5 separate regions of the Homo sapiens genome follow, and regions 1, 3, 4 and 5 are each linked to region 2. A link is a contact called in ENCODE Hi-C or POLR2A ChIA-PET data. All regions are on one chromosome and are shown on one strand. Each heading gives the region's core, a stretch centred on a gene start or an enhancer-like site at or near the end of the contact. The rest is flanking DNA. Distances are from core to core; before and after follow the strand shown.

Region 1 (3,361 bases), core at 209-2,708, 1.1 Mb after region 2:
TATCAACTCGTAAGAAAAAAGTGGAGGAGGGAGGAATACTTCTATTAATATGGAAGTTAAATCTAAATCATACAGGCTTTTTGACAAGGTAATCGTATTTTAGAGACCATTCATTTACGAGAATAACCCAAAGGAAGGAAAATGAGACGCAGATAAACATATTCTGAGTAGTGCTATTTTATAATAGTAAATACTGGAAGGAATCCCAGTTTCTCACAATAAAGTGGGTAAACTCTGGTTATAAAAAATAAAAAAAAAACTATATAGTGTTTTTATATTGTATTTAATAAAAATGTCAAGCATGTGGATTACATCCATAACTAAAATTGGATAATTATTCAATCACAAAACACACATTTAAGCAATATACAAGGTAGAGAGAGACACCTGAGAATAAAAAATACTGTGCCAGAGCAATGCTTCTCAAACCTTAATGTGCATAAGAATCATCAGGGAATTTACAAGCTTTTTCATTTTAGCCTTGTTTGGTTGGGCTCAGGCATTATCTCTAAAATGAGATTCTAAGGTATGCCTATCAAGTTAATTGCTGTAGTGCACTAAAATGGCAATACTGTGTTTCTGCAATGGGACTATGAATTTGTTTTAACTTTCCAAATTATTTATAATACTGCAATGTACTATATAATAATGCTGTATGGTATATTACATAATGATTAAAAACACAGGATTCTACCGAGGACAAGAGAAGTTGGTTAAAATCAAAGCCAGTAAGTGGGCAGAATCAGAACTGGACAGAACGATCCGACTCCAAGGCCAGCATCTTAACTTCAAGCTTCTCAAACTGCGGCAACGCACATTCTCCTGGGGCGGCATTTAACACCGACAATAATGAAACTGGACCTATAACCGAGCAACGAGTTAAGTCGGCAAGGACGGTTTCTAGAAGCTCGAGACAAGAGAAACTGGGGGCTCGCGGCTCCGCCCCCAGATCGTCTCCCCGCCCTCGGGGGCGCTCGGGCGGAAAAGTTTGGAGGCGCGACGGCCCCGGGGCCTTTCTACTCCCCAGCCTTCACGCTCCGTTTCCTTTACTTCGACCTTCATCTCTGTCGGCCTCTCCCAACATCTCGGCCTCCCCCGCGGACCCGAACAGAGGCAAAACAAACGCCAGCTACCCCGCCCCCGCCTCGGCCCCCAGGCCGAGCCCTCGCCTCAGGTCCGGGGAGGCCTCCCCCACAACCTCGGCCCGCAGGCCCGGCGCCCGCGGCCCGACCCCACTCACAAGAGGAAGCTCATCTTCGGTCCTCAGAGGGGAGGCGAGGGGCCCCTGGCCCCCGCCTGGATCAGGATTCGGAGCTGGCTAGAGGGAGCGGACCGTCCTTAGCTCACGGGCAGCGGAAGCCGGGCCGCCGCCGCTCGGAGCCGGGTTTCTGGCCGCTGCGAGCCTTTGCAAACCTCGGCGCCCGCCTTGCCCGCCTACCCCACCTCGCAGACCCGAAATGCGGAACCAACAAAATCTCGCGAGCTAAGGTTTCGCTGCGCCGGGAGGGACTTGTCGCGCCCCCTTTCGCTCCGCCTCGTCCTAGAACTCGGCCAATCATCGCTCTCCAAGCCAGGACCTCCCTCCCCCGGAGGCGTGGCGAGGATGGCGGTCCTGCGGAAGGGGCAGTGGCTGGTCCTGCTCTTAGAGTATCTTGGTGCTGCTGGGTTTCGATCCCGCTCCCTAGGTTATGCAGGGACCTCTATAAGCGCTGCGTACTCCTGCAATTTTTAAAATTGTTAATTTAATTTTTACTTGAAATATATTCACATAGCATAAAATCTGTCCTTTAAACATGTACCCTCTAGTGGTCTTTTTCGGTTTTTTCTTTCTTTTTTTTTTTTTTTTCTGAGGTGTCTCGCTCTGTCGCCCAGACTGGAGTTCACAGTTCACTGCAGCCTGGACTTCCTGGGCTTAAGTGATCCTCTCGCCTCAGCCTCCCGAGTAGCTGAGACCACAGGTGCCTGCCACCACGCCCGGCTAATTTTCTCAAAGTTTTTGCAGAGACGAGCGTCTCACTGTGTTGCCCAAGCTGGTCTTGGACTCCTGAGCTCAAGGGATCCTCCTGGTTTGACCTCCCAAAATGCTGGGATCACAGGTGTGAGCCACTGCCTCCGGCTTTGTTTATGTTTTCAAAGTGTGCCAACCATCAGCACTAATTTTTTTTTTTTTTTTGACAGAGTCTCACTTTGTAACCCAGGCTGGAATGCAGTGGTGCAATCTCGGCCCGTTGCAACCTCTGCCTTCCAGATTCAAGTGATTCTCATGCCTCAGCCTCCCGAGTAGCTGGGATCACAGTCGTGCGCCACCACACCCGTCTAATTTTTGTATTTTTTTTTTTTTTTTTTTTTAGTAAAGACGGGGTTTCGCCATGTTGGCCAGGCTGGTCTCGGTCTTGAACTCCTGACCTCAAGTGGTCCACCCGCCTCGGCCTCCCAAAGCTGGGATTACAGGCGTGAGCCACCGCGCCCAGCCTAACCATAATTTTAGGCCATTTTCATCACCCCGAAAAGAAACCCCATACCTATTAGCAGTTACTCTTTATTACCCACCTCCCTCCTCCCAACCCCTGGCAACCACTACTCTACTTTCTATTTCCATGGATTTACCTAATCTGGACATTTCATATACACTGTGAATGGAAGCATACATTATGTGGTCTTTTGTGACTGACTTCTTTCACTTAGCATAATGTTTTAAAACGCACCCATATTGTAGCATGTATCAAAGCTTCATTACTGGCCAGGCACAGTTGTGGCTTACGCCTGTAATCCCAGCACTTTGGGAGTCTGAGGCTGGCGGATCACTTGAGCTCAGGAGTTCGAGACCAGCCTGGGCAACATGGTGAAACCCCGCCTCTACAAAAACACAAAAATTAGCCAGGCGTAATGGTGTGTGCCAGTGGTCACAGCTATTCGGGAGGCTGAGGCGGGAGGATTCCTTGAGTCCAGGAGATGGAGGCTGCAGTGAGCCAAGATGGCGCCACTTCACTCCAGCCTGGGTGACAGAGCCAGATCCTGTCTCTAAAACAAAAAAAAAAAAAAGAAAAAAGAAAAAAACTTTATTTCTTTCTATGGATGAGTAATATTCCATTATGTGAATATACCACATTCTGTTTACCCATTCATCTGTTGAGGAACATTTGGGTTGTTTCCACTTTTTGTCTATTATTAATAATGCTGTCGTGAACATTCATGTACAGGCTTTTGTGTGGTATTAATGCCAAGTGACAGCCAAGCAACGCCTTCATTCCACCATGGTGGAATGAAGAAAACAAAAGGAAAATAGTGGGAGACTTCAGTCATAGCTCAGCAAATGGTGGTGCAGGGTGCTCAATGTAAAGGAGTTTGCCCTGTACCTGAC
Region 2 (3,043 bases), core at 308-2,807:
GGGAGCGGGGACAGGCAATGTAATAAGGTCACTCAAGTCCAGGCAGGGACACCCCGACACTCTCGCCCTAGATGGCCTCCTACACTGGAAGGAAGATGCCAGTCTCGCCTCGGATACCTACATGCTGAGATGGCCTACTTTTAAAAGGAATTAAAGTCCTGTTAAGAAACACTGGGGACATTTTTTTCAGACGGCTCAGGAGCCAAGTTCCCTAATTATCAGCAAAGCTCGGGGCACCCCCTTGCTGGAACCAGTCCCCTTCCACCACAACAACAAAAAAAGAAAAAAAAAGCCACCGCACCGACCTTAGCACAATTTCCTTTCTTCCTTCAAAGTTCTTTTCTGGCCGCCTCGGCTGCCGCCCACCCCTGGCAAGCCCCGGTTCACTTCAGCGGTCTCTCTGCCTGTTTCCTAATAAATTCCGTCTCATTGGTGCGGGAGGCGCGGGAGCCCGAGGGTCTGCGGCGCGGGAGCGGCCCCTCCCCGGCTCCGGTCTCCGGGCCCAACCAGGCGCCCGGGCTCCGCGTTCCACCCCCGCCTCCGCAGTCTAGGGCCGAGTCGGCGACGCCCCAGAGGAGGTCCCGGAGGGAAAGGACCCCTGTCGCCGTGCCCCGAAGAGCCTGAGCGGGTGTGCCCAGAGCCAGTCCCCGGCGGCGCGGGGGCCCGGGCGCGGGAGACCCTCCGCGGAGAACACAGCGAGGAAGAGGCTGGGGGGGGGTTCCCAGGCGGCAGCCCCTCGGAGGGACGACGGCCCCAGGGGATGACACAGCGTTTCCCCCGCACGCCCTGGCTGCGTCCCCTCAGGGCATCGGCCGGCTTGCTGCGTCAGCGAATCCTCAGCCCGAGATGGAGAGCAGGGACGGGGGACGCCGGACCGCCGCTCGCCTCGGCACTCGCCCCCTCAACCTGCTGCGCGCGCCGAGCCCGGCTTGGGGGCCAGGGCTGGGGAGTGACCGCGGGGCGCGACGCTGCCCGGCGGCACCGCCAGCAGCTCGAAAGGAACGTCAGTCCCCACCGGGGGAAAAAGTTAGAAGGCATCCCGGCCACGCCAACTTCCCATCCAGGGCCAGACTAGAACTTTGCGTCCCGGGCGGGCAGCTGCACAACCCGGAGCGACCCTGAGCAGCCGCTCGAAGCCGGGCGCTCGGGACCTTGACCGCAGCCGCCGGTGGCCAATCACAGGGCGCCGCGGGCGGGAAAGGCTAGAGGGCGCGGGCAGTCGGGGAGTGACGGCGCCAAGGGCCAATAGGAAGCCAAGATGGGAGTCCGCGCCCGCCCCGTTGACCAATGGGAAAAGGGTGACTGTGACCGAGGTTCCCCCCCTGGCGCTAGCTGCAGGCTCCGCTGGCCGCGGGTGGGAGACCCTTGGGCGGAAGGGGACTTTGGAGGGGAGTTTGCTCGTCCTCTCTTTGCCACCCGCCGGCCCGCAGACCACAGCCCGGTCCTCACCTGCTGGAAGCGGGGTTTGCCCAGTTGGAAAGGAGGTGCATCGCTCGAGGCGCTAGCGGCACTAGCCGCCGCCGCCGATGCTGTAGTCGCTGTATCCGCCATGGCCACTGACGCCCGCAATCTCCGGCCCTTTTAAAATGTCCCTCCTCGGCCCCCGCCACAGCTGCCTCTCCCGATTGGCCCTAATCAACCGCAGCGAGCGGGAGGCGCAAGGCGTTGTGGGGAGTGTAGTTTTTCGCGTCGCGGCGCTTACAACCGTAGACTGCGGAGAGTTGCGGCCGTCCGGAGAGGTCTCGGTGCCCGCTGTCCGCGTTGCAAGGTGCAAGGTCGGCAGTCCAGGAAAGGTGTTCCTGTACGACGACCACGGGCCACCCCTCGCTGCTTAGTTGCCCCCAGAAGTTAGAGTTGCTGCCGTGGGCGTCGCTCCTGGGGCCAGGCAGCGCAGAAGGGTCCCATTCAAGGGGGAACCTGGGACCAGATGGGCAAAGACTCCAGGCGGAGTAGGGTTAACCTCGGAAGGCTTTCTCCAAGGAGTTGCACTGCGGACCTTCTCGTACTTTCCTCCGTCGCCACCCTGCCCACTCGTCCTGTGCTCTCCGGCTGCCCTGACACTCAGTTCCTGGAGCATGCTGGGGCCTGCCCGCCTCCCGACCCCTGAACATTCTGTACCCGGAAGACTAAATCTTCGCCTGATGCTGGCTTTCTGGCTTTAGCCTAAACATTGCATTTCCCAGTCCATCACTCTGCTTGCACAAAATCCCACAGAGGCTCCGTGGCACCCAGCACTTCTCTTTTGCACTCACAACTACTTACTGTTCTGGACAGTCTTTCTTACTGTAAAGTTCACAGGGCAGGGGCTATGACTTTTTGATTCACTTCAGTTTTCAGAGCCAGACATAAAAGGGCTCACAGTAGAGACTCAAATAAGTGTTGGCTGTGAGTTCATCAGTGGGGGATTAAGAGCCCTGGCAGCTTTCACCTTGTCTGGCCAACCAAGGAAGATCCCTCCTGGGCCTAATTCCTGGGCAGGAGGAGAACTTGGGACTAGGGTGGGTGGGGAGGGTGTTAGGTAAGGGGGAGTATTACAGATTGTGGAGTAAGGATCAGTATGGATAATAAACACATACAGTTGTAGAATGGATTAGCTGAAGATTCCCAGCTGAATTACCTGGTCAGTGAGCCAGACTTCGGGAGCTGCCTGTTTTGCCCAAGATGACAGTAGAAATATTTGGTCTTCTAGGGAACTCCACTTTGGGTCTCATTAGTCTCGTGGTGGAGTGCAGGGTTGGCTCATGTCTGCCAGTGTTTCTGGACACTACATGAGCTGTAGCAGTCAAAGTTTTTCATCCTCTAGTAGTTGAACCACAAGAAACACTTTTCATAAAGCTAGGGGGAGATTCTAGCTAGCCACGAAGAACAATTTGTATCTTGGATTTGTATCTTATCTTAGAGATTCTATCTAGCCATGAAGAACTATTTGTATCTTGGATTTGTATCTTATCTTCCCCTGCTAGACCATGCAACTTGAGAATAGGAATCCATTTCTTACCCTCTGTATTACCAATAAATGGGCCCATCTTAGGTGCGCAATAAA
Region 3 (3,387 bases), core at 739-3,238, 1.8 Mb before region 2:
CCTAGGTTCAAGCAATCCTCCTGCCTCAGCCTCCTAAGTGGCTGGGATTACAGGCACACACCACTGTGCTAGGCTCTAGTGTGATTTATTAACAAGGCTTAAACATATGGTCCATTAGACAAGGCTGCCACCTCAGAGTAAAGATTTCTTTTAATTCACTATAATAGACTTTTTTCTTTATATACAAGATACAATTTTACCACAGTAAAATACAAGGAAGCATACTGATACATACATTACAAACAGGATAAAGAAAGCAATATAATTTTTTCCACAAAAGCTTGCAAAATCCTGGCCAAAACACAGTGAACATGATGTTAAACTCATAGCTTACATTTCTCCACTGAAAGCTAGGAAAAACAATTCCAATTTTTGAAAAGTCAGGAAACTAAGCACTGTGAGAATTTACAAGATTTTGTAAACCTGTATATTCTCCCCACCCCGATATACAAGTAGCCAGAGGAGCCTATCAGTCTTACCCCAACACTTCAATCTCCTCCAACCTTCAAAATAAAACCCTCACTGTCCAATATCTGAATTTATATTTTCAAACGTCTAAAATCTTAATCAAAGCTAAGAGCAGTGCATTAGCTTTTCCCCATAAAATTGTTGGCATAATTTTACTTAGGCACAGCATAGTTTGTACTGTTATCAAAAAACATATGGCTAGAACCGACATTACTAGAAACCAAACGAATATACTATGAAGGTGAAAAGGGAACAGGGAATGTTGTTTTTGGACAGATTCAATGCTGTTATTATCCCTTCATAGGTTGGGTGTGATCGAATCACACTGTGCTGTACAACTAAGTATGTTCTATATTTTATGACAAAGTAGGGTAGCCAGGCCCTTACACTACAAACTCCCAGAAACCCCAGTTAAGCTGTTTAAAGTATAATCCAATTCAATTTACTGAAAATAATAGTAACAAAATTTAAATCCCTTGCTTCTAGTTAGCCCTTTTCAACTGCATTTTCAGCAATTACCACCAAAAGAACTGCATTAGGACAAAGATTCTAGAGCGGGTATAATGGTCAAATGCCATTTGAAGGCAAAAACAGTCTACCAGGAACAAAACATTAAAGTTCCCAACCTTGCCAAACTCCCTGTTCTGCGTATTCTGCCTCTCTCAGTTCACCTTCCAGCTGCCTGGAAGAGGCAAGTGGAAAATGTTAGTTTTCTGGAGAGATGAGAATGGAATTTAGGGGTTGGTAGGGGGTGATGGGCTCACTCACGGACCGCAAGGCACAAGAGAAGTGGCGAACGTCTCCCAGGCAAATGAGGCATGAAGAATGAGGGCTGGAGTCAAGGGGGAGATGGAGCAAGTATAAAAAGGCAGAGGACGCGCAGGGGCCGCGAATAGGGGAAGGGCACGACGCGCAATCCCTCCCGCTCCAGCCCGGGGAGAGGGGCGGGGGATGCCGCGCGGGTCAATTTGCCTAGCATTGTTGCACCTGGGTAGAAATGGGACTCAGGCCAAGAATTCGGTTCGAGTGTTAGGAGGACGCTGAGGGGAGTCAGGAACTTGGGTGGGAGTCGGGGGGAAACAGAGCACCTGTGCGGGGGGGAAAGGGACGAAAACCCCCTATTGCTCCCGAGGGGCAGGGGCTGACCCCAGCGGACGCCCCTTTTCGCCGATGGCCGCGACGTGGGACCCCGCGCGCTTTCCCTCCCTACAGGAGCTCGGGCAGGCGCGTGCCGCCCTTCACAGCCCCGACGGCGGCAGAAAGGGAGGCGCAGGGCGCCCCCAGAGCCGGGAGAACGGCGTTTCCCTCGAGTCCTTTCCCCAGCAGCCCGGGCACCCGAGCCCACCTGGGCTAACCAGAAGCCCCTCCTTCAGATCGTACTCTGCCACTCCTCCGAGAGCTTAAGCCGTTGCCGTAGAGGTCGCCGTCGCCACAACAGTCTCGGCCTTTAGTACCAAAACGTGAAGCACAGCACCCGAGAAGCGCCACTACCACTTGCCAGGTTATCTCTTACTGCACACTGCCTCCTCGCCCCGCCCCCGAACCCAAGCCATTGGTTGCCGGGCACCGCCCCATTCGTCTATTGGGCCAAAGAAGATGCCGTTCGGTCACCTAGAATGGCATATGTGGTTTTTATTGGTCTAAATGTGAAGCAGTGCCCGCCCACTCCCTCAGAAGTTTCAGCTTCTGATTGGTTTTAATGTCTGTCTTTTCTCTTCCTTCATTTTTTTTTTCCTGTGGTGGAACACCTCCTTGAGGGAGATGCCGGCTCTGATTGGCTGAAAGGACGCTACGCTAGCCTGGGATAGGCATTGGGCCAAGGATGCGCCCGGCCCACTCGTGGGGGAGGAGACCAAGGCGCCGCACTCTGGGTTTGTTTACACAGGCTCTTGCTCCCGCTTCGTCTATTGGCTGAGCTGGAAGCCACTGCCACCGAGTTTTGCCTGTCAGCCTAGCAAGGAGGAGGGTGGGGGTGGGCCTCAGTAGGATTTCCCTCAGCTGTCAATTACCAAAGGAGGAGCTTTGATTCAGGCTGCTTTGGACCTGGTGCTATTCTCTGTAGGGAAAATTAAGGAATTGGGCTCCTTGGGAGGCTGGAAGGAAGCAAAGGGACGCTGGAAGGAAGCAGACGGATGCTTCCACGTTTCTAGAAACAAACCTAACTTCTTGAGTGCTTTAAAAAAATAAAACTTGGCCGGGCGCGGTGGCTCACGCCTGTAATCCCACCACTCTGGGAGGCCGAGACGGGCGGATCACAAGGTCAGGAGTTCTAGACCAGCCTCGCCAGTATGGTGAAACCCCGTCTCTACTAAAAATGCAAAAATTAGCTGGGCGTGGTGGCGGGCTCCTGTAGTCCCAGCTACTCGGGAGGCTGAGGCAGGAGAATCACTTGAACCCGGGAGGCAGAGGTTGCAGTGAGCCAAGATCGCACCACTGCACTCCAATCTGGGCAATAGAGTGAGGTTGCGACTCAAAAAAAAATACATCAATAAATACAAATTAAAATAAAACTTTATTGCCTCCCTTGGATTTAGAATGTCCAATCTGCTTGCAAAGGACTTCGAATTGTATTCCACAGGAAGTAGGGATTTCTTTGTGGAGCTCTTACTTTATACATTTTTCTCTCCCCCCCACCTCTCAAGCTGACTGTATACATGACACAAAGTTAGGGAATTGCAGAATGAATGGAAAAAATATAAAAATGAAAAAGATAAACTCAAATAACAATTATAAATATTAGCTGTATACTTTGATATGGTTTGGCTCTGTGTCCCCACCCAAATCTCATTTTGAATTATAATTCCCAATGTTGGGGGAGGGACTTGGTGGGAGGCGATTGGATCATGGGGGCAGATTTCCCCCTTGCTGTTCTCGTGATAGTGAGTGAGTTCTCACAAGGTCTGATGGTAAAAAAAGTGT
Region 4 (3,450 bases), core at 98-2,597, 1.9 Mb after region 2:
ACTCCTACACCAGTCAGAGTTTACTACATAATTTTGGAACTGAGTGATTTCAGATGTGTTTAATTCAGCTTCATCTTGGCTTCACCACATTCTGCCCTGTGTATGCGACTCAGTAACCACTCTGCACCTCAATTTTTTCAAATAAGGTTTGAAAAAGAAGGTTATAATATTTACCTCAATAGGGTATTGTGAAAATTACAGAAGTTATGATTTACATAAATCTAAAACACTTTGAATCATGCACATAGTAAATGTTTAAAGGTGTTCACTATTATTATGATTGACTTAGATTAAACCTATTTTAAATATTAACTGTTCCTCTACGCTATCAGACCTCCAAGTGTGGTGTGGGGATTCATGGGGGTGGGAATTTTCTGGAGACCCTTTTCAGGAGTCCATGAGGCCAAAATTATTTTCTTAATACTACTATGAGGTTGCCTTTTTCATTCACATTCTCTCAAGATGTAGTAGTTTTTTAAGAGCTACCTGAGAAGTGCTAACGTTAGCAACAGAAGCAGCTAGAGAATCCAGTTCTCACATGAAATCAGACATTAGAGACTTTTCTTACTAGATTTAAAAAAAATTACTTGTCATAAAAATGTTGTTTGTTAGCTGGTAACGCATTAGTAATTTTAAATCAATATTTTAAAACTTTAATTCTAATATAGTAAGTATTGATATAACTGACAGAAACAAAAGCTCCCTGGGCTCTTTAACAATCTTTAAGACCGTAAAGGGATCTTGAGGTCAAATTTGAGAACCAAAGCTGTGATGCAACCTCTTTTTGAACAAACGTGGATGCCTCACCACCACAATTTCATCTTTTCTAGCCTCCATGACTTTTTCTTGTTTCCTCTGGCTGGGCTGAATTTCTTCATTTCTGCCTGCCAAAAGCCCTACCCCTCCTTCAAGAGCATCTATAACTGGTTATCCTTGAATTTGGTCCAGATTTCGCTGCCTCCTTGGCACCCTCTTCCACGATGCTGGGCCCTCCAGGGCCGGGCCTCCCTCGGACACGTGCCCTCGTTAGCCTTGGAATATGCACACTCTGTTTTGACGGAGACTCTCTTGCGAGCCTGGTCTAGATTTCTCCCCTCACCAGCCAGGCACAGGCACCAATGGGAGGTGCCTGGGCTCCACAGGCCCGTCGGGGCCAGAGGGTCGCCGGTAGCGTCAACCAAGTGCACGACAGCCCACGGGTGGCTAGGCGCGTGGGAAGAGCCGGAGCCCGACCCCCGCCCACCCGGTTTCCTGGCAGCGCACTGCCGCGTAGGGGCGGAGCCGCGCGCCTACACAGGGTGTGGCCTCCAGCCCGCGCGGGAAAGGGCCTGCGCCGCATGCGCGCGCACAGTCGGCGGCCGCGCGCAGCACGCTCAAGGCCGGGATGGCGGCGGCGGCGGCGGCAGGAAGCGGGACGCCCCGAGAGGAGGAGGGACCTGCTGGGGAGGCAGCGGCCTCGCAGCCCCAGGCCCCAACGAGTGTGCCTGGGGCTCGTCTCTCGAGGTTGCCTCTGGCGCGAGTGAAGGCCTTGGTGAAGGCAGATCCCGACGTGACGCTAGCGGGACAGGAAGCCATCTTCATTCTGGCACGAGCCGCGGTGCGCCTGCAGCGCGAGGGCATGCGGGAGTGGGGGAGGTGGAGTGTGGGGCGGGGCCTCGGGGCCTCCCGCGGGCGGGGCTTAGGGCGGCGTGGCCCGGGTTTTGAGATGTGGGCGTGGACCCGGAAGGCGGAGGAAAGGGGCCGGGGACCTGTGCGAGTTTTGTTAACACTCCTCCCTCTTGTTGAGGACCTGGATAGTGAGTGACTTTAATTTGTATCTCCAGGGCCTCGTACAGAACTTGTAGGAGTCTTTAGTGAATGAGGGAGAATACTGGGAAGAGGGTAGCGGAATGGATCTTCATGAAGTCCAGGACAATCTTAGCTTCCAGAACATTTTCTTGCCCCGAGCCTTTCTTCTCCCTTTCTGCCCCCACCCACAAACCGGAGCCCTCACCTCCTCAGTGTGTTAGAACCCATTACTAAAACTTTGCTTTTTTACTTCACAGGAACTGTTTGTGGAGACCATTGCAAAAGATGCCTACTGTTGCGCTCAGCAGGGAAAAAGGAAAACCCTTCAGAGGAGAGACTTGGGTAGAGTGGCACTGCAGTGTCTGGGGACAGACAAGGGAGGGCTGGGCTGGTTTCCCCTTGTGCAGGTTGAGAAGACGTCACTCTGATCTGAGAGGTGCCACAGCGTCTCTCCCCAGGATGGTTTCTGTTGGCCACAGTGCCAGGAAGCCCTACCTGTAGAGGCTGTCTGCTTGGGGTGGCGGGGCAGTGTGTGAAGGTGTCTGGGGTTGCCGTAGCGGACTGGATCCCTTCATACCTTCTGCCAAATTGCACCAGAAAAAGATATTTCTTTTTCACCTAGCAACTGGGGATTTGATTTCTGACTCTTGTCTGGCTGGGAACCCTCACCTGGGTAAGATTTCGTATACCGTATTCTCATGCGCCCTGCGTCTATTGCCACGTTCTTCTCTGACAACTTTAAGAGCAAAGCGAATAAATAATTTAGGGGTAATTTAGGAGGCCCCCAACCCCCGCGTTGAATGGTATTTGCCTATGCTTTTCTTAACTCTTCTAGGGAGACAGCTAATATATATAAGAGTTGCTGGTAGAGTAGATATGGATCTCAAGGCAGCAAGGGACGCATCTTATAAATGCCCTCATTTGCCCAAAGCCTCATGCCCTTCACTGCAGATTGTGCTGTTTTCTGACTGAGGTCAGCATGGCTGAAGTTAGTCAGGTGTCTCTTTTCCTTGTGTTTCAGATAATGCAATAGAAGCTGTGGATGAATTTGCTTTTCTGGAAGGTGAGTTCCCTCTCAGTGGGCAATCATTTCCGCCTGTCTTTTGCATGTTGATGTGAAATTCAAAATCTCATAAAACGGATGCCTGCTTCTTGTTTGTGTAGGGATAATTCTCCGCACTTGCTATTAGGATAGAAAAAAGTAACTTGCTAAACCTAGTGAGGTTCAGTTTTCTCCCTTGGGGAATTAAAATTTCTACCTGAAAATTGCTAACCATAAAGAAATAGGAGGGAATATAAAGATCCCAGTGGAGTTAGATGAATTCGAAAGTTCGATTCCTACTTTGATCGCCATCCCTAAATGTCAGGCTTGCCCCCCCTCATCATGTTACAGATCAGAAACAATTGTTAACATTTAAAGGGTCACCGCTTGTTCTTTTTTCTTCAACAATCTGTGTGAAGTGATTATTTTGCTGCAATAAGACTTGTACTTGTCTGTATTTTTAGGAGTCATGGATTAACTTGTGTACTAACTAAATTTTGTCATTAAAAAAGAAAATATTTGAAATACCTAATTTTAGCTACCTAGCCTCAGAGCGATTTCTGCTACTTAATTCTTCAGTCTGATCAGCTTACTCTTCACTACACGTATGTAGTCATGTG
Region 5 (3,317 bases), core at 359-2,858, 1.9 Mb before region 2:
ACCACACACACACACACACAAGTGGAGACATTAAGCTTCAAGTATCTTAATAGGACAAATCAAAGGCAATCTTTGGAATACACTGTCTTCATTTTTCCTTTATGCCAAGATGTGTATGTAAGTACAAAACAAACATGCACCTTTATCTGTATTGAGTTCTTGCAGTATGTATATGACCTGTTGGAAGTCATACTTTTTCCCAAACTGTCAATCATTAAAGTGTGCAGTTCTAAAAATAGACATAAAAATGCCTTTTCCCAAATATTCATTTATTTATAGTTTTACGTTCCTATCTTGTGTATCACCTAAGAGGAAGGTATGCCTTACGGTTAAGAATGTGGGCTCTGGTGCTAGAAGGATTTATCACGAATGTCCCGGAGTAACTCTGGGGCATTACCACTTGGCACCTTCTTCCTAATAGGGAATCTCAGATTAAGGGAAATACTTGCCCTCTCATAAAAGGAGGAAGAGAAAAAAAAAAAGGATAAAAAGAGGAGAAAGTGAGTCAGAAAACGTGACAATTATTACAGTTATTTCTGTCATAACTGATTCTATGTACATATTTTAAAAAAAATGAAGGGGGAGAGAACTCAAGAAAGTTTCCAAATCCACATGCTTTTATCTGTGTACGCGATAAATATATTAGTGCACGTGGAAAAACCACTCCTTTTGTATTCTTTACACCACTGACCTTTGAGTGTTCCCAACAGAAAGCTGGTCACGCTTGGAGTTCGGCCGACTAGTAGTTGTTGTTTTTACGGAACGTGCTCTCCTTTCTGGTTTCTCCCCAGTCTCTTTATTGGTGCGCGGTAAAATAACTTACCGATCCGCTTCTATTTACTTCTGTCCCTGCCCTGCCTGACCTGCCGGGCAAGTTCCCTCGACTCTCCCGCCCACATACTGGAAGGTGCAGAGCCCAAGGCGCACAGCTCTCGGATGGAAATGGGACTCATGCACAAGGCAATCCCCGCTACTAAGCGGTGGCGCTTCTGGAAGGCACCCTCTGCCTAAGTGACAGCAGCTGCTGTGGAACGCGCCCCCGGGGGAGGACATTAGATCAAGGTGCTTTGGCCACGCCGAGGCCTCCTCCGCCCCCGACCGCCGTTCCCACGCTCCCTGTCCCATGGCGAAGGTCGCCGGTGCCCGGTATTCACCTACGGCATTCGCGGCTGCAGCCTTCAGCACCCGCGCCATTTTGGAAAGCAACCCGCCACGTCAAGACTAGCCACGGAGGTTGAGAGACGCGCGGCAGAGGGCGGGGCGGGAGGCAGAGGGGGCGGGGACAGAAAGGTCAGGGGCGTGGCGAAGGTCGCTGCTTTCCTGCTACAACGGGCCTACTTTAGCTAAAACAGAAACGTAAGGCCAGGACGGGTCACCCTTTGTGGGCCCCTGAAAAATACAAAACGAAGTTTGGAGAGAGTTGAAAGGCGTTTGGGCTGACCATGGAGATTTTTGTTTCCCACCCTCCTGCGAAAGCGCTCGCGCTGCCATTGGCTCTGGCTGAGGGCGAGTCCGGAACCTGTGCGCCGCGGAACTTTCGGCTCTGAAATCCAAGTTGCGCTGGGCGCATCTTTGCCGCGCGGTTTCCGGGCGGCTCCCTTCCCTTGCATGCTGCATTGTGTCGGGAGTTGCTGACAGCCATGGCGCCGCAGGTCTGGCGTCGACGGACCCTGGAGCGGTGTCTGACGGAAGTCGGCAAAGCCACGGGTCGGCCCGAGTGCTTCCTCACGTAAGTGCGCAGATCCCGGGCTCGGGGTGCGACCGGGGTCTCACGTGGACGCGGGTTGCAGGCCTCCGGCAAATTGTGGAGCTGGGGGAAGGTAAGGGGAAACGTAAAATCGCTTTTCCCCAAATTTCAGAGTTTATGCTTTCCTAGGCTATCAAAATTTTAAAAACTGTTAAAATTTGTATAGATGGATCTCTCAGTTGAGTGTTACTGAAATCACTCTAACCTCAATTGTTAACACCTAGAAGCTTCCCTTGGGCTTCTTACGCCCCCATCCCTCTACACACAGACTGTTGGTTTCTCCTTCCTCCTATGTGCTCTCAAAGCACTTAGCGCTTAGCATACTTTATTGAAAGTACGAACTTGTCACTTGTCTGTCCACCCCCCATGACTAAGCTTCTTCAGAAATAGAACTTCCATGTCTCTTCCCAACACAAGCGTTTTATATGTATTTTGTTGAAGAATTTAAAATGTGATCTATGAAATTATTACTCATTTATGTTTCAAACCCCAACCTTTCCCTGAGTTCCCAGCTCACAGCAACTACAGACTGAGCTTAGTTTGAATTCCGTAGCACACAACTGGGATATCCACACTGTACAACTTTTAACGATTTTTAAAATTTTGGTACTGTCAAGCATCTCAAATTCACTGCGTCCAAAATAGAGCTGTTGTGTCTGTTTAATAGAATTGTTGTTTCTACCCACCTATACTCTGCCATCCCCTGAAGTCCTTTTCCCATGCTACACCTGTCAAGCGCGTCTGTGTGAAGAGACCACTAAAACAGGCTTTGTGTGAGCCACAAGGCTGTTTATTCACTTGGGTGCAAGTGGGCTGAGTCCGAAAAGAGAGTCAACTAATGGTGATGGGGAAGGGGTTGCTTTATAGGAGTTGGGTAGGTAATGGAAAATTACAGTAAAAGGTGGTTATCTATTAGCAGAGGAGGACGGGGTCACAAGGTACATGGTGGGGAGATCATAAGACTTATTGTCCAGAAGAAGAATGTCACAAGGTCGATTGATCAGTTAAGGTAGGGCAGGGACAAGTCACAATGGAGGAATGTTGTAATGTTGATTAATCAATTAAGGCAGGAACTGGCTGTTTTATTTCTTTTGTGGTTTTTCGGCTGCCCCAGACTTCTTGGCTCCTGCAGGCCATCTGGACATATATGTGCAGGTCACAGGGGTTACAATGGCTGAGCTTCAGCTCAGAGGCCTGACACCACCACCCAAGCCTTCCCTATCTCAGTAAATGGCACTTCTGTCTTTTCAGGTACTCAAACATAAAACTAGGCTGCTACTTTAATGTCTTCATTTTTCTCTATTCTATATCTAATTCTTTAGCAATCCTGTCAGTTCTACCTCCAAACTATACTCAGCATATTCACTGCTCTAACTCCAGTCTAAATCACCATTATCCTTTCGCTGGAATGCTGCATCAACCTTCTAATCACTGTACTTTCCTCCTCCTCCCTCGTCCCTTTCTCCTTCCTTCGTGTAAATCATCATTTCATCCCTCTGCTTAAAATGTTTTCTCTTTACACTTTAAATGACAAATTCTTACTCCTGAACCATGCATAATTTGGCTCCCA

The links. A loop is a pair of places that touch in the nucleus more often than their neighbours do. ChIA-PET counts read pairs that join two places held with the same protein, here RNA polymerase II (POLR2A). Pooled maps may share reads with other maps.
Region 1: a map of naive thymus-derived CD4-positive, alpha-beta T cell shows a loop between it and region 2 (8-fold over the local background). The contact joins the promoter of MOB1A here to the promoter of SFXN5 in region 2. A Hi-C loop is called at or near these places in 1 of 168 maps with a recorded cell type or tissue (naive thymus-derived CD4-positive, alpha-beta T cell), 2 of 37 single-sample maps with no recorded cell type and 7 of 50 pooled maps. POLR2A ChIA-PET finds 5 or more read pairs at or near these places in 1 of 52 experiments (GM12878).
Region 3: a loop to region 2 is called in a map of naive thymus-derived CD4-positive, alpha-beta T cell, with 16 times the contacts of the local background. The contact joins the promoter of PAIP2B here to the promoter of SFXN5 in region 2. A Hi-C loop is called at or near these places in 1 of 168 maps with a recorded cell type or tissue (naive thymus-derived CD4-positive, alpha-beta T cell), 1 of 37 single-sample maps with no recorded cell type and 12 of 50 pooled maps. POLR2A ChIA-PET finds 5 or more read pairs at or near these places in 1 of 52 experiments (H1).
Region 4: a loop to region 2 is called in a map of CD8-positive, alpha-beta T cell, with 7 times the contacts of the local background. The contact joins the promoter of POLE4 here to the promoter of SFXN5 in region 2. A Hi-C loop is called at or near these places in 1 of 168 maps with a recorded cell type or tissue (CD8-positive, alpha-beta T cell), 1 of 37 single-sample maps with no recorded cell type and 9 of 50 pooled maps.
Region 5: a loop to region 2 is called in a map of CD8-positive, alpha-beta T cell, with 8 times the contacts of the local background. The contact joins the promoter of MPHOSPH10 here to the promoter of SFXN5 in region 2. A Hi-C loop is called at or near these places in 2 of 168 maps with a recorded cell type or tissue (CD8-positive, alpha-beta T cell and naive thymus-derived CD4-positive, alpha-beta T cell), 1 of 37 single-sample maps with no recorded cell type and 10 of 50 pooled maps.

Annotation. Positions count from the first base shown.
Region 1 is chr2:74,177,421-74,180,781 of GRCh38, forward strand. It overlaps MOB1A (MOB kinase activator 1A), which reads right to left and starts at 1,459. Exons shown (of 6, transcript NM_018221.5): 1 at 1,241-1,459. The coding sequence starts at 1,254. RefSeq lists an enhancer at 484-1,167 and a silencer at 1,031-1,220.
Region 2 is chr2:73,070,155-73,073,197 of GRCh38, forward strand. It overlaps SFXN5 (sideroflexin 5), which reads right to left and starts at 1,558. Exons shown (of 14, transcript NM_144579.3): 1 at 1,450-1,558. The coding sequence starts at 1,551. RefSeq lists a silencer at 497-1,286 and enhancers at 1,427-1,476, 1,677-2,156.
Region 3 is chr2:71,225,115-71,228,501 of GRCh38, forward strand. It overlaps PAIP2B (poly(A) binding protein interacting protein 2B), which reads right to left and starts at 1,989. Exons shown (of 4, transcript NM_020459.1): 1 at 1,814-1,989. RefSeq lists enhancers at 1,419-1,919, 2,135-2,274.
Region 4 is chr2:74,957,296-74,960,745 of GRCh38, forward strand. It overlaps POLE4 (DNA polymerase epsilon 4, accessory subunit), which reads left to right and starts at 1,348. Exons shown (of 4, transcript NM_019896.4): 1 at 1,348-1,597; 2 at 2,046-2,130; 3 at 2,810-2,851. The coding sequence starts at 1,385. LOC105374809 (a long non-coding RNA gene) reads right to left here and starts at 1,584. Exons shown (of 5, transcript NR_187884.1): 1 at 1,437-1,584. RefSeq lists enhancers at 934-1,434, 1,435-1,935 and silencers at 1,227-1,486, 1,557-1,796.
Region 5 is chr2:71,129,026-71,132,342 of GRCh38, forward strand. MPHOSPH10 (M-phase phosphoprotein 10) reads left to right here and starts at 1,609. Exons shown (of 11, transcript NM_005791.3): 1 at 1,609-1,729. The coding sequence starts at 1,641. It overlaps MCEE (methylmalonyl-CoA epimerase), which reads right to left and starts at 1,204. Exons shown (of 3, transcript NM_032601.4): 1 at 1,155-1,204. The coding sequence starts at 1,194. RefSeq lists enhancers at 427-1,285, 1,607-1,656, 1,757-1,806.